Regions from separate parts of the Homo sapiens genome. Here region 2 is linked to region 1. Evidence: read pairs that join two places in POLR2A ChIA-PET (ENCODE). Cell type or tissue: A673. All regions are shown on one strand. Links, peaks and the distances in the headings refer to the core of each region. The heading gives the core; the rest is flanking DNA.

Region 1 (5,551 bases), core at 1-4,000:
CGTAGCACCGTCGGATGCAAGGGAAGTTTTGAGAAGACAGCGGTCTACATCAGGCAACCCACTGGCCAATCACAGGCAGTGCCCAAGGTCTGGCTGAAACGGGCATGTCCACCACTGATGCCAACATCTGTTCACTCCCAAGAAGACAGCCAAGGTCGGGGTGGGCCCAGGAGTAGTTTTGGTCTGCCAGTCCCTGGGCAGCAGCCCAGGGTACCGCTGCCACTGGGACCACTAGGGGTGGTAAGCAGTCAAAAAATTAAGGCAAATCCTCCCGGCACCGGAGCCTCATGGGAAATGTTTATTAAGAGTTTGGTTCCTGGCCGGACACAGTGGCTCACGCCTGTAATCCCAGCACTTTGGGAGGCCGAGGCAGGCAGATCATGATGTCAGGAGTTTGAGACCAGCCTGACCAACATGGTGAAACCCTGTCTCTAAAAATACAAAAATTAGCTGGGCGCAGTGGTGCACGCCTGCAGTCCCAGCTACTCGGGAGACTGAGGCAGGAGAATCGCTTGAACCCGGGAAGTAGAGGTTGCAGTGAGCCGAGATCGTGCCACTGCACTCCAGCCTGGGAGACAGAGTGAGACTCCGTCTCAAAAAAAAAAAAAAAAAAAAAAGGTTTGGTTCCTGCCACCACATCAGTGGTTGCTGCCTCACTGACATTGTGGGATCTTCACCCCGTTCCCTTGGACTTGACCTTGAAAAAGTGGTTTGATGCCGACTTTTATTAGGTATGAAGACCCACGAGGAGAGTTTTGCCCCTCTGATAAGGAGACCGGGTGGCCTTTAGCGCAGATATCTAGAGAGACGATGCGGAATTACTTGGCATCTACTCAAGAGCCCAGGCGAAGGCTACTCCTGGAAGGGGACCGCGCTTACGGAGGCCTGGCTGACCTCCACCCGTGACCGGTGCGGCGCTCCTGAGACTGGCGCTCTCCAGGGGCGAAGGTGGCCGCGTCTCTATGATGCAATATCCTGCGTTTTTCCCACCCTCGCACCGCTGCCCCAGGCCATCGGCACTTTCTCTGCGGCCCGATGTCCTCCCCTGCCGCGGCCCGCGCTTCCACCAGCGTGCCCGCCGCCGCCGGCCCTACGCCCGAGGTCACCGTGGCGGCCCGCGTCTCCTTCTCCAGTTCGTCCTGGTCCAGCAGCGGCGGCCCCGCTTAAGTCCCGGGCGCCAATAGGGTCCGAAGGCGCCACCGCTGAGACGCACGCGGCCCCTGCCGTGGCCATAGCACTGTCGCCAGCGCCTGAACCAACACCGCTCCGCACCGGCTCTGGCGCCAGCCCCAGTCCTGCCTCGGTGAAGGATCCGCCCGGGGCGCCTGCAGCGCGCTGAGCCCAGGGGCGCCGCTCGGTACACGCCGCACCGCTCCCGAGGCCGATTGCAACGAGGGAAGTCACCCAGCTGAGGTGTCCCGATCTGTGCATTCGAGTGGTGTGGGGGTGAAGCCGCTGAGAAGCGGTCCGCAGGATCCAGTTCAGGCCGGCCTTTGGCCAGCGCAACCGGGAAACTAGCTCTCTCTCCGAGAACCTCCTAACCATGTGCGGACCAGGAACTACACTTCCCAGGATGCAGCCCGAGGAGTCCCGGCATCCCCCGGCCATGACAGCCAAGGACGTGGTCAGACCGGGGTCGGTGGGAGCAGGACAGGCGGCTCCGCGACGACCACCACGCTCTCCCCTTCAGGCCCAGTCCGGGATCCCTGCCGGCCGTTAAGTCTGAGCCCTCCCAGGCTCACACCAAGCCAGCAAAGTGCTGCTCAGCTGCTGCAGCTAAAATCGGGGGACTACATTTGGGGTGCGCGGCCTGGCTACTCTGGCTGCAGGCCGAGGGTTGAACGTTTATTCATCACAATTAACAGCCTATACAAGCATCTCTAGAACAGAGGCTGTGGGTCCAAACGGGTCCCTGCAGCTCCAACCCTCTGGCCTCTCCGGGCACTGCCCTCACAGCCGATGGAGCATGGCTGGGCAGGCAGACAGGACACAGGCTCAGTCACAGGGTGTCAGGGGGAAGCTCTTCTAGCTGGAATGATTGGAAGTTGGCCCAGCGGCTGGGGCTGGTCTGTCCCTTCCCCTCCTGGGAAGTTCCACCTCCACTGTAGTTAAGGCCACCAGGATGAAAGCAGGGTTAGGTCCAGGGACCCAGTAGAGCCTTGGGATGCATGAGGTGGGGGTAAATGGGCTTGGCAGAGAAATGGAGATTGGGAAGGGGCCTGATTAGAATAGAAACTGATGATGTTGGTTCAGCACCTGCAAGATGAGGAAGGTGACTGCAGCAACCTTAGAGCTTCCCAAAGGAAGCAAGTGATGCCCCCATCTGCCAAGAGGGTACCTCCTTCAGCCCTTGGCACAAGAGCCAGACCAAGGTGTCCAGGGAACTCCACAGGACAGAAGCCCTGCCGAGGTTAGGGGGATGGTGGGTGAAGGAAAGTCTTCCTGGGGCCTGCAGCCCAGTCTCAAACAAGGAACAAGGACATGGCTCACTGGTCCTCATTTGTGAGCCAGTAGGCAGGGAGCGAGCCTTCTCTAGGGTAGATCACAGCCTGGGGAATTTTCCTTAGGGTTAGGATGCATCCACGGAGACAGACAGGTTAGGGCCAGTTTCCGGGAAGCTCAGTCAAGTGCTCTGGGCTCCTCAGGCCTCTCAGGCAGACCTTTTCTGTAGGGCAGTGCCCCCTAGGCTGCAGCTCTGACCTTTAGGAAAAGATGGAACGAAGCTTGGCTGATCCCATGCCCACTAGCATGCACCAGGGTCCCCAAACCAACTAGATGGGCAGGGGCTGGGCCCATGGGGTCCGGAATGGAGGGTGGGGCCACTAGACCTGGGGTGGGGAGGAGATGGGGGCACAGCCCCCAGGGTCCATGGTGTTCCAGAGTCCCCTGAGTTTCAGGTTCAGCTGATGTAGATACGATGGAAGTCGTGGGCACCAAAGGCCGCGTTGCACTTGGGGCACTTCCTCTGGCGGGCCTCATAGCGGCCCCGCACGCACTCGAAGCAGAAAACGTGGAAGCACTTGGTAAGGACTGCATCCTTCTTGCGGGTGTTACAGCAGGGGCAGGTCAACCGCGCCTGGGCCAGGCAAAGGCATCAGCTTGGGAACAACTCTGACAGTGCCCAGACCCCAAGCTGACAGCAGGAGGAGTCCAGGCCAAGCCCACCACACTGGAGACTGCACCTCATCCTCCCATAACCCTGGAGGTAAGGACGAGCACTCTATGAATGAGCAAACTGAGGTGCAGAGGCCAAGGTCTCAACACTAGAAATCAGCAGAGTCCGGATTCATCACTGGGCAGTGATGGCTATCATGTGTCCCCTCAAAAGGACAAGGACCCACAGGCCCAGCCTGGACTCTGCCTTGGGGCTTCATCTCCTGCCCCACTGGCCGCCTCTGGTGAAATCCCAATCTTGTCTACCTCTTCACCTGCACTTGCTAAGTCACAGCTGGAATGGCAATGCAACTAGAAATCTGTTCTCTCTACCCTCAACTGGGCCCAGCCTCGACACTGGCCAGAGACCCTGCCGTGGGTCCCTTCTTAGCCTGAGACCTCTCTTCCGCCACCAGGAGGGTCTCACCTCCAACTCCAGACATGGATTGACTCAACTCAGCATCCCCCAACAGTGCTCCTCCAGCCTGCTAAAATCCCAGCCCAGCCTGCCGCCTCAGCAGCCTCCCTGCCATCACTCCTGTCTCCCAGGACCCTACACACCAGCACTGAACAGGCTCCCAAGCCTGCCTCTACCCCATGGCTGCCTCCAGCTGCCTCTGCCCTTCAAGGCTCAACTGCTTCCAAGGGATGACCAAGTCATATGTGGCTTCCACCTCTGCCTCTACTGACATTCCCCAAGCCTGTTCTCCAGCCCGGCCCTTTTGCCTTGAGCACCTTCCCAGCCTCCCAAAGGGGTCCCACAGGCACCTTCTCAGCATCCTTTGACACCATCCCATAGAACCTGCTCCCCCGCAGGCCTCCTAACCCCCTAAATGGTACTAACTATCCACCTAGTTTCTCAAACCAGGAAACCAGGAGTCCTCCAAGTGTTCCCTTTCCCTCACTCCATGCATTCGATCCACCCCCGAGTCCAAGCAATTCTGCCTCTGAAATGTCTCCTGAACCCATCTACTCTGGTTTCTGCCTCAGTGACTGCAATACCTTAACAATTTCCCTGCCTCCAGTCTACCTCTTCCAGCCCAAAACCAACAACAAATCTAACCACATCACTCTCCTGTTTAAAACCCTTTGAGGTCTCAACCTGGCGTACCGCACTCTTCAGGAGGTGACACGGCCCAACCTCTCCACATTGGCTCCTCTGATTACAACCTCCGGTGCTGTCCCAGCAACCCCTCCGCTCAAGCGTCCACATCTGCTGTTCCCTTTGCCTAAAGCTACTCACTCCCGTTCCTCACAGCCACGTCTGGCCTATTCTTCAGGTCTGCTGTGGTGACATTCACTCCAGGAAGCCTGCTGACCCCAGGGCCAGGGGAAGGGCCTCCCCTGAGTCCCCTCAGCCCCTCTGGCCTCTGCCATCATATTACACATCTGGGATGAGAGAATTACTTGGCTGCCTCCTCCCCTGACTGTCAGTTTCAAGAAGTCAGAGACCAGGGCCAGTTCCTAGCCTCCCAACCCACACCCAGCCAAGCACTGTGCCTGGCTCACAGTACATGTACAGCAAACAGCATTTGACTCTGTGACCACTGTGCTGCCCACTTTCTGCTGCCCTACATTACTTCCAGGGTCCCCAGACTCTCCACTAGTCTCAGCAATCCTGCATCTACAATTCTCAGGTGGATAGGGCACAACTTGGCCCACAGCCCCACCTTGTACTCCTTGATCTCCTCCTGGAGGATTTCGTCGGCATCTGCGTAGACCTCCACCTTCCTCTGCTTTTCCAGCTTGCGCCGCAGCCGTGAGATGTCCTCCTGGGGCAGGAGAGGCCTGGCTAAGGGCAAGGGTCCTCAACCTTGAGCCGCTTGCCCCCAGGATAGGTCCGTGACCGTGGACCACCCTGGCCTGGCCCCTCACCCCTGCACACACCTGAGCCCTCTTGAGGTTGAAGCTCTCTTTCTCACGAGCAGCCCGGCTCTCTGCCAGGCAGGGCTGGATCTCCCGCAGCCGAGTCTGCACGTGCTCCAGCTGCACCTTCAGGTCCTCGGCCAGCTGGGCGGCTTCTACAGCCTGAGTAGGGTGGAACAGGAAGGAGGCACTGGTCTGAGCCTGGTGACTCAGGCATGTGGAGTCACGGCCCACCAATGCTTCTGTCCAGGGCCCCAGTGACACCTGCCCTGGAGCTGCTCCTGCCTCCTGAGCCCTAAGCCCTCCCCTCCTGTTCTCCCTCTCCAGTTCCTCCCGTGTGATGCTGTTTTTTGGGGTTTCTTTGTTTTTTGTTTTTTTGAGACGGAGTCTTACTCTGTCCCCCACGCTGGAGTCCAGTGACACGATCTCAGCTCACTGCAACCTCCGACTCCTGGGTTCACACCATTCTCCTGCCTCAGCCTCCCGAGTAGCTGGGACTATAGGCGCCCACCACCACACCCAGCTAATTTTT
Region 2 (5,873 bases), core at 1,140-5,139, 940 kb after region 1:
GCAGCGTTGTGGGGCACGCGGTAGCTGACCACACGGGTCTTGTTCCGGGGCGCCAAGGGCTGGAGGCTCTTAGCTGTGTCCTTCTCACCCCTGTCTGCCAGAGGGTCCTGCCCCTTGTTCAGCAGCTCCTCCACCCCGGGAGGCAGCTCTTTCTCCCACAGGACTTCGTCCTGGGTCAGCATGTAGGTGCTTCCAATCACAGCGCGCACCTTGGGACGAGGACAGGGAGGGAAGCTGCCCGTAAGGGTGGAAGGGAGGAAGATCCGCCCAGCTGTCCCAAAGCAGAGCCCATCCAGGGAAGGCGCGCCACGAGGTTAAACACCTTCTCTACGGGGAGGCCAGGCTCCACCCCGGGTTTGCCATCTGCTGGCCCTGTCATCGTGGGCTAACTACCTCACCCCTTGGGCTTCAGTTTCCTCATGTGTCAAGTGGACTTGACGGTGGCTACCTTGCAGGGTCTAGGGGTGAATGACATCTTCACATGTCTAGCTCAAACAGCTCTTGGCATAGAGAAGGTGCTCAATGTTATTTCTAGAATCTTCCTTCATGGGGCAGTTTGGAGGGCACCTCGGGGATGGTGAAGTAGGCTGTGTACACGGATGCTCCCTCGGATTCCAAGCTGGACTTCCAGCTTGGATTCTTAGAGAAGGTTGGAGATGTGGCCCGAGGTCAAATCAAGGTCAAGGTTTTAGGTGAAGCAGAAAAAAATGAAAGATTCCACCGGGATATGGGCATGAGGGAGGAGGTCCTTCCTGTTCCCTGGCCACCCCATCAGACCTTTATGCTGGAAACCAGGTCTGCTGTGGGAAAGGGTCCCTGTCCTAAACCCCCACTTGTCCTCTCAGTGGACATGCTAATATTTTTTTTTGACAGAGTCTCACTCTGTCACCCTGGCTGAAGTGCAGTGGTGTGATCTCGGCTCACTGCAACCTCCGCTTCCCAGTTCAAGCAATTCTCCTGTCTCAGCCTCCCAAGTATCTGGGACTACTCAGACCACCACCACGCCTGACTAATGTTTGTACTTTTAGTAGAGACAGGGTTTCCCATGTTGGCCAGGCTAGTCTTGAACTCCTGACCTCAGGTGATCCGCCCGCCTCGGCCTCCCAAAGTGCTGAGATTACAGATGTGAGCTACCGCACCTGGTTGGTTCTAACATTTCAAATGAGACATTTAAGGCAGAAGGATGGCAAACACTCCACGTAGTGCCCTCCCCCAACCAGACAGCCCACCTGATATGGCTCTCCATGCTGCTGAAGTCCCTGCCCACCTCTTCCACACACCCAGAGGAAGCCGCCACCAAGGCCAAGGCCACGTGGCAGCACTGCTGCTCACTCCCAGCCATTACCTTTCCGGTCTTGACATCCTGCACATAGATGCCCTCGTTCTCGTCTAGAGGGATGGCCTGGCGCTCCTCCACCACCTCCACTTTGGCAGATGGCACATACTCCAGGGGTCCGCGGATGAGCCAGTGGTCCCCAGCCTGGTGTGAGACCTTCTCCTCATCCTCCCCCTCCTCCAGGGGCTGCAGGGCCCTCAGCAGCAGCCCCTGCTGCTCCGACAGCACATACACATCCTGGATGCCTTGTTCCAGCTGCTCTCCTGGCTGGAGGAAAAAAGACTTCTCTCCCTAGTGGGGAGACGTGAGGTTAGGGTCAGTGCCTTTAGGGTTGCGGGTGCTTCCAATGGTACCTCCCCAGTCCTGTGCTGTTTCAGGCCTGTGTGGAGGACAAGAGCACCAGAAGCCCGCCCCCACCCCCACATCATAATACGGTGAGGCACTGTCTGGACTGTGAGGCTCTACACAAACGCCTGCCAAATCTCATCTGGTCAAATGTGTCCTTGAAAGATTCCATAACTGTCAGGACCTGGATCCACGCAAGCTAAACCATTAAAAATCAACCTGTTTTTTCTTCTTTCTCCCAGGCTTTGTTTTCTAGAGATGGTGTAACCTAGGGCTTGACAAACTCTGGTTTTCAGGCCAAATCTGGATTCTGCCTTTTTTTTTTTTTTTTTTTTTTTTTGAGATAGTCTTCCTCTCTTGCCCAGGCTGGATAGTGCAGTGGCATGATCTCAGCTCTCTGCAGCCTCAACCTTCCAGGCTCAAGCAATCCTCCCACCTCAGCCTCCCAAGGAGCTGGGACTACAGATGCGCATCACCACACCCAGCTAATTTTTGTGTGCTTCGTAGATGATGGGGTGTTGCCATGCTGCCTAAGCTGGTCTCAAAGTCCTAGACTCAAGCGATCTACCCACCTCAGCTTTCCAAAGTGCTGGGATTATAGATGTGAGCCACCACGCCCAGCACCGCCTGTTTCTTAAAAAAATTTTGAGATATAATCCACATATGAAATTTTCCCATCTAGAGTATACAATTCACAATTCAGTTGTTTTAGTATACTCAAAGTTGTCCAACCATCACTGCTATGTTAAGTCTAGAGTATTTTCGTCATCACCCTGAAAAGAAATCCTGTACCTAGAAGTTACTGCCACTCCCCACCTACCCCACCCACCACTAGTCTATTTTCTTTATGTGTTTACCTATTCTGGACATTTCACATAAATGGAATCATGCAATATGTGGTCTTTGATGTCTGGCTTTTTTCTTTTTCTTTTTTTGAGATGGAGTCTCGGCTCAGCAGCCCAGGCTGGAGTGCAGTGGTGGGATCTCGGCTCACTGCAACTACTGTCTTCCAGGTTCAAGAGATTCTCCTGTCTCAGCCTCCCGAGCAGTAGCTGGGATTACAGGCACCCGCCATCATGCTAGCTAATTTTTGTATTTTAACAGAGACGGGGCTTCACCATGTTGGCCAGGCTGGTCTTGAACTCCTGACCTCAGGTGATGTGCCCACCTCAGCCTCCTAAAGTGTTAGGATTACAGGCGTGAGCCACTGCGTCCAGCTGGCTTCTTTCACTTAGCATAACATTTTCAATTTTATCCATGTTGTAGCACGTATGTCATTATTTTTTGTTTTTCCTAGAGACAGGATCTCACTCTACTGCCTCAGGCTGGAGTACAGTGGCACAATCATAGCTCACTATACACTCCACTTCCTGGGGTCAAGCGATTTTCCCACTTTAGCCTCCCAAATAGCTGGGACTACAGGTGTGCCACCATGCCTGGTCAATTTTTAAAAGTTTTTGTAAAAATGGGGTCTCACTATGTTACCCAGGCTGGTCTCAAACTCCTGGCTTCAAGCAATCCTCCTGCCTCGGCCTCCCAAAGCACTGGGATTATAGTCATGAGCTGTTGCGCCTGGCCTGCCATTTCTTTCTTATGGCTGAATGATATTCCATTGTATGGATATGCTACAATTTTTTATCCATTCATTATATATGTACATTTGGGTTATTTCTAATTTTTTTTTTTTTTTGAGACAGTCTTGCTCTGTCACCCAGGCTGGAGTGCAGTGGTGTGATCTCGGCTCACTGCAACCTCCGCCTCCCGGGTTCAAGCAATTCTCCTGCCTCAGCCTCCAGAGAAGCTGGGATTACAGGTGCCTGACACCATGCCCAGCTAATTTTTTTGTATTTTTAGTAGAGAAAGGGTTTTGCCATGTTGGCCAGGATGGTTTCTAACTCCTGACCTCAAGCGATCCACCCGCTTTGGACTCGTAAAGTGCTGGGATTACACATGTAAGCCACCATGCCTGGCCTATTTCTACTTTTTCTGCCTCCTGTTTTTGCAGATAAACTATTCCAGGAGCATGGCAGTACTCACTTGTTTACGTAGTGCCCAAGCTGCTTTCCTGACATAACAGCAGAGTTGAAGAACTTCCACAGAAACAATGACTCACGGAGCCTGGAGTATCTACCATCCAGCCCCCTTTACAGAATGAGTTTGGCAACTGCTGGTATTCCCACATATAGTTCAGAGAGGGGATGAAGTAGGGGGTGGGAGAGGGTAAACCAAGAGGTTTATTTTACAAAAGATGACAAAGCAAAGTGAACACCAGGATATTAAAGATGTGAAATATAGTCACTGCATGATAGTTCAGTCCATTACAGACTGCACATGGTGGTCCCGTAAGATTATAATGGAGATTTTTTTTTTTTCTGAGAGTCTCACTCTATCGCCCAGGCTAGAGTGCAGTGGCACGATCTCGGCTCACCACAGGCTTGATCTCCAGGGTTCAAGTGATTCTCGTGCCTCAGCCTCCCGAGTAACTGGAATTACAGGTGTGTGCCACCACACCTGGCTAATTTTTGTATTTTTAGTAGAGACAGGGTTTCCCCACGTTGGCCAGGCTAGTCTCGAACTCCTGACCTCAAGTGATCCACCTGCCTCGGCCTCCCAAAGTGCTGGGATTACACGTATGAGCCACTGTGCTGGCCTATAACGAAGCTTTTATATTGTATTTTTACCTTACCTTTTCTATGGCTAGATACACAAGTACTTGCCATTGTGTTCAGCTGCCTGCAGTATTCAGGACAGTCACATGCTGCACAGGTTGGCAGCCTAGGGGCAGGCTACGCCATCTAGACTAGGTGCCATCTAGGTTTGCATAAGTGCACTCTTTTGCACAAAGACAAAATCATCTAAGGACTATTTCTCAGAATGTATCCCCATCATTAAGTGGCGCATGACTGTATCAGAGTTTCAGAGTCTCAGGCAGCGGGTAGCCAGGAGGCCTTCCCAGAAGGGGAATTAACTTCAGGTCTGAGGGGTAAGTCAGAGGCTGCCAGGAATCAAATGGGCCAGTGTCTCAGGTGTGTAAGAACTAAGCATGCAAAGGCACAGAAGGTGTTCCTAGAACGTGCGTCTGGAGGAGAGAAGGCAGAGGGCCTCATGCCACTAGAGGACATACATCTCCCAGGGCAGTCCTCTGTGGGGGTGTAGGGACCTCACCTTGACCACGCGCTTCTGCCCCAGCTGATTCTTGCCATCCGGTCCGACAGGGTCGAGAATCACGCAGTAGTTGTGGGGGCCCAGGGTGGTGATGGGCACAACCCCCAGCACCTCCTCGTGGACATCTGGCACGTGGGCCTCTGTGTCCTGCACTGTTACCAGCCACTCCTCCCCAGTGCGGCGGGACACTCCCCTGAAGTCCCGGAAGTTCCGCCGAGCCCGGAGGTGCAGGGCTGTCTGCAGAGCAACATGTTGGGTATTTGAGTGACCTGCCTCCAACTTCAGGGGATCTGCGAGCCCCATTGGCCACCAAATGCTCCCAATGCTCCCAGATCTCAGAGACAATTTCTACCAATCCAGGGATTGTTTTTTTTTTTTTTTAAATCGGAGTCTCTCTCTTGTTGCCCAGGCTAGAGTGCAAAGGTGCGATCTCAGCTCACTGCAACTTCCGCCTCCTAGGTTCAAGCGATTCTCCTGCCTCAGCCTCCTGAGTACAGCTGGGATTACAGGTGGGTGACACCATGCCCAGCTAATTTTTGTATTTTTAGTAGAGATGGGGTTTCGCCATGTTGGCCAGGTTTGTCTTGAACTCCTGACCTCAGGTGATCCTCCCACCTCAGCCTCCCAAAATGCTAGGATTACAGGCATGAGCCACTGCACCCGACCGGCTTTGTTTTTTTTTTTTTTTTTTGAGACAGGGTTTCGCTCTGTTGCCCAGGCTGGAGCACAGTGGCATGATCATGGCTCACTGTAACCTCTGCCTCTGGGGTTCAAGCGATTCTCCTGCCTCAGCGCCTCTGGAGTAACTGGAATTACAGGCATGCTCCACTACACCCAGCTAATTTTTAAATTTTTTGTAGCGATGAGTTCTCACTGTGTTGCCCAGGCTGGTCTCAGACTCCTGGCCTCAAGTGATCCTCCTGCCTCAGCCTTCCAAATTGCTGAGATTACAGATGTGAGTCATTGCGCCCAGCCCCAGAAAGACTATTTAACCCTTCAGATGATCCAGAATACTCAGGCAATCTGA

The links. Peaks named below come from ENCODE experiments on the same cell type or tissue, not always from the same donor. Only the 100,000 strongest peaks of a DNase experiment are listed, where the experiment ranks them.
Region 2: POLR2A ChIA-PET joins it to region 1 with 8 read pairs; 2 of 35 experiments call an interaction of 5 or more read pairs at or near these places.

Annotation. Positions count from the first base shown.
Region 1 is chr16:30,771,463-30,777,013 of GRCh38, reverse strand. It overlaps RNF40 (ring finger protein 40), which reads right to left. Exons shown (of 20, transcript NM_014771.4): 18 at 5,041-5,181; 19 at 4,824-4,925; 20 at 707-3,076. The coding sequence ends at 2,900. Among named protein-coding and RNA genes, the nearest start is that of RNF40, 12 kb to the right of the region's middle. RefSeq lists enhancers at 655-764, 1,094-1,770, 1,771-2,449 and a silencer at 1,095-1,174. In A673, for the core only: a CTCF peak has its summit at 220; DNase peaks (open chromatin) are centred at 253 and 1,563; H3K4me3 peaks cover 1,972 bases; H3K27ac peaks cover 1,636 bases.
Region 2 is chr16:29,835,932-29,841,804 of GRCh38, reverse strand. MVP (major vault protein) reads right to left here. Exons shown (of 15, transcript NM_005115.5): 7 at 4,847-5,083; 8 at 1,346-1,627; 9 at 1-209. Among named protein-coding and RNA genes, the nearest start is that of MVP, 18 kb to the right of the region's middle. In A673, for the core only: no CTCF peak of the experiment used is centred there; no DNase peak of the experiment used is centred there.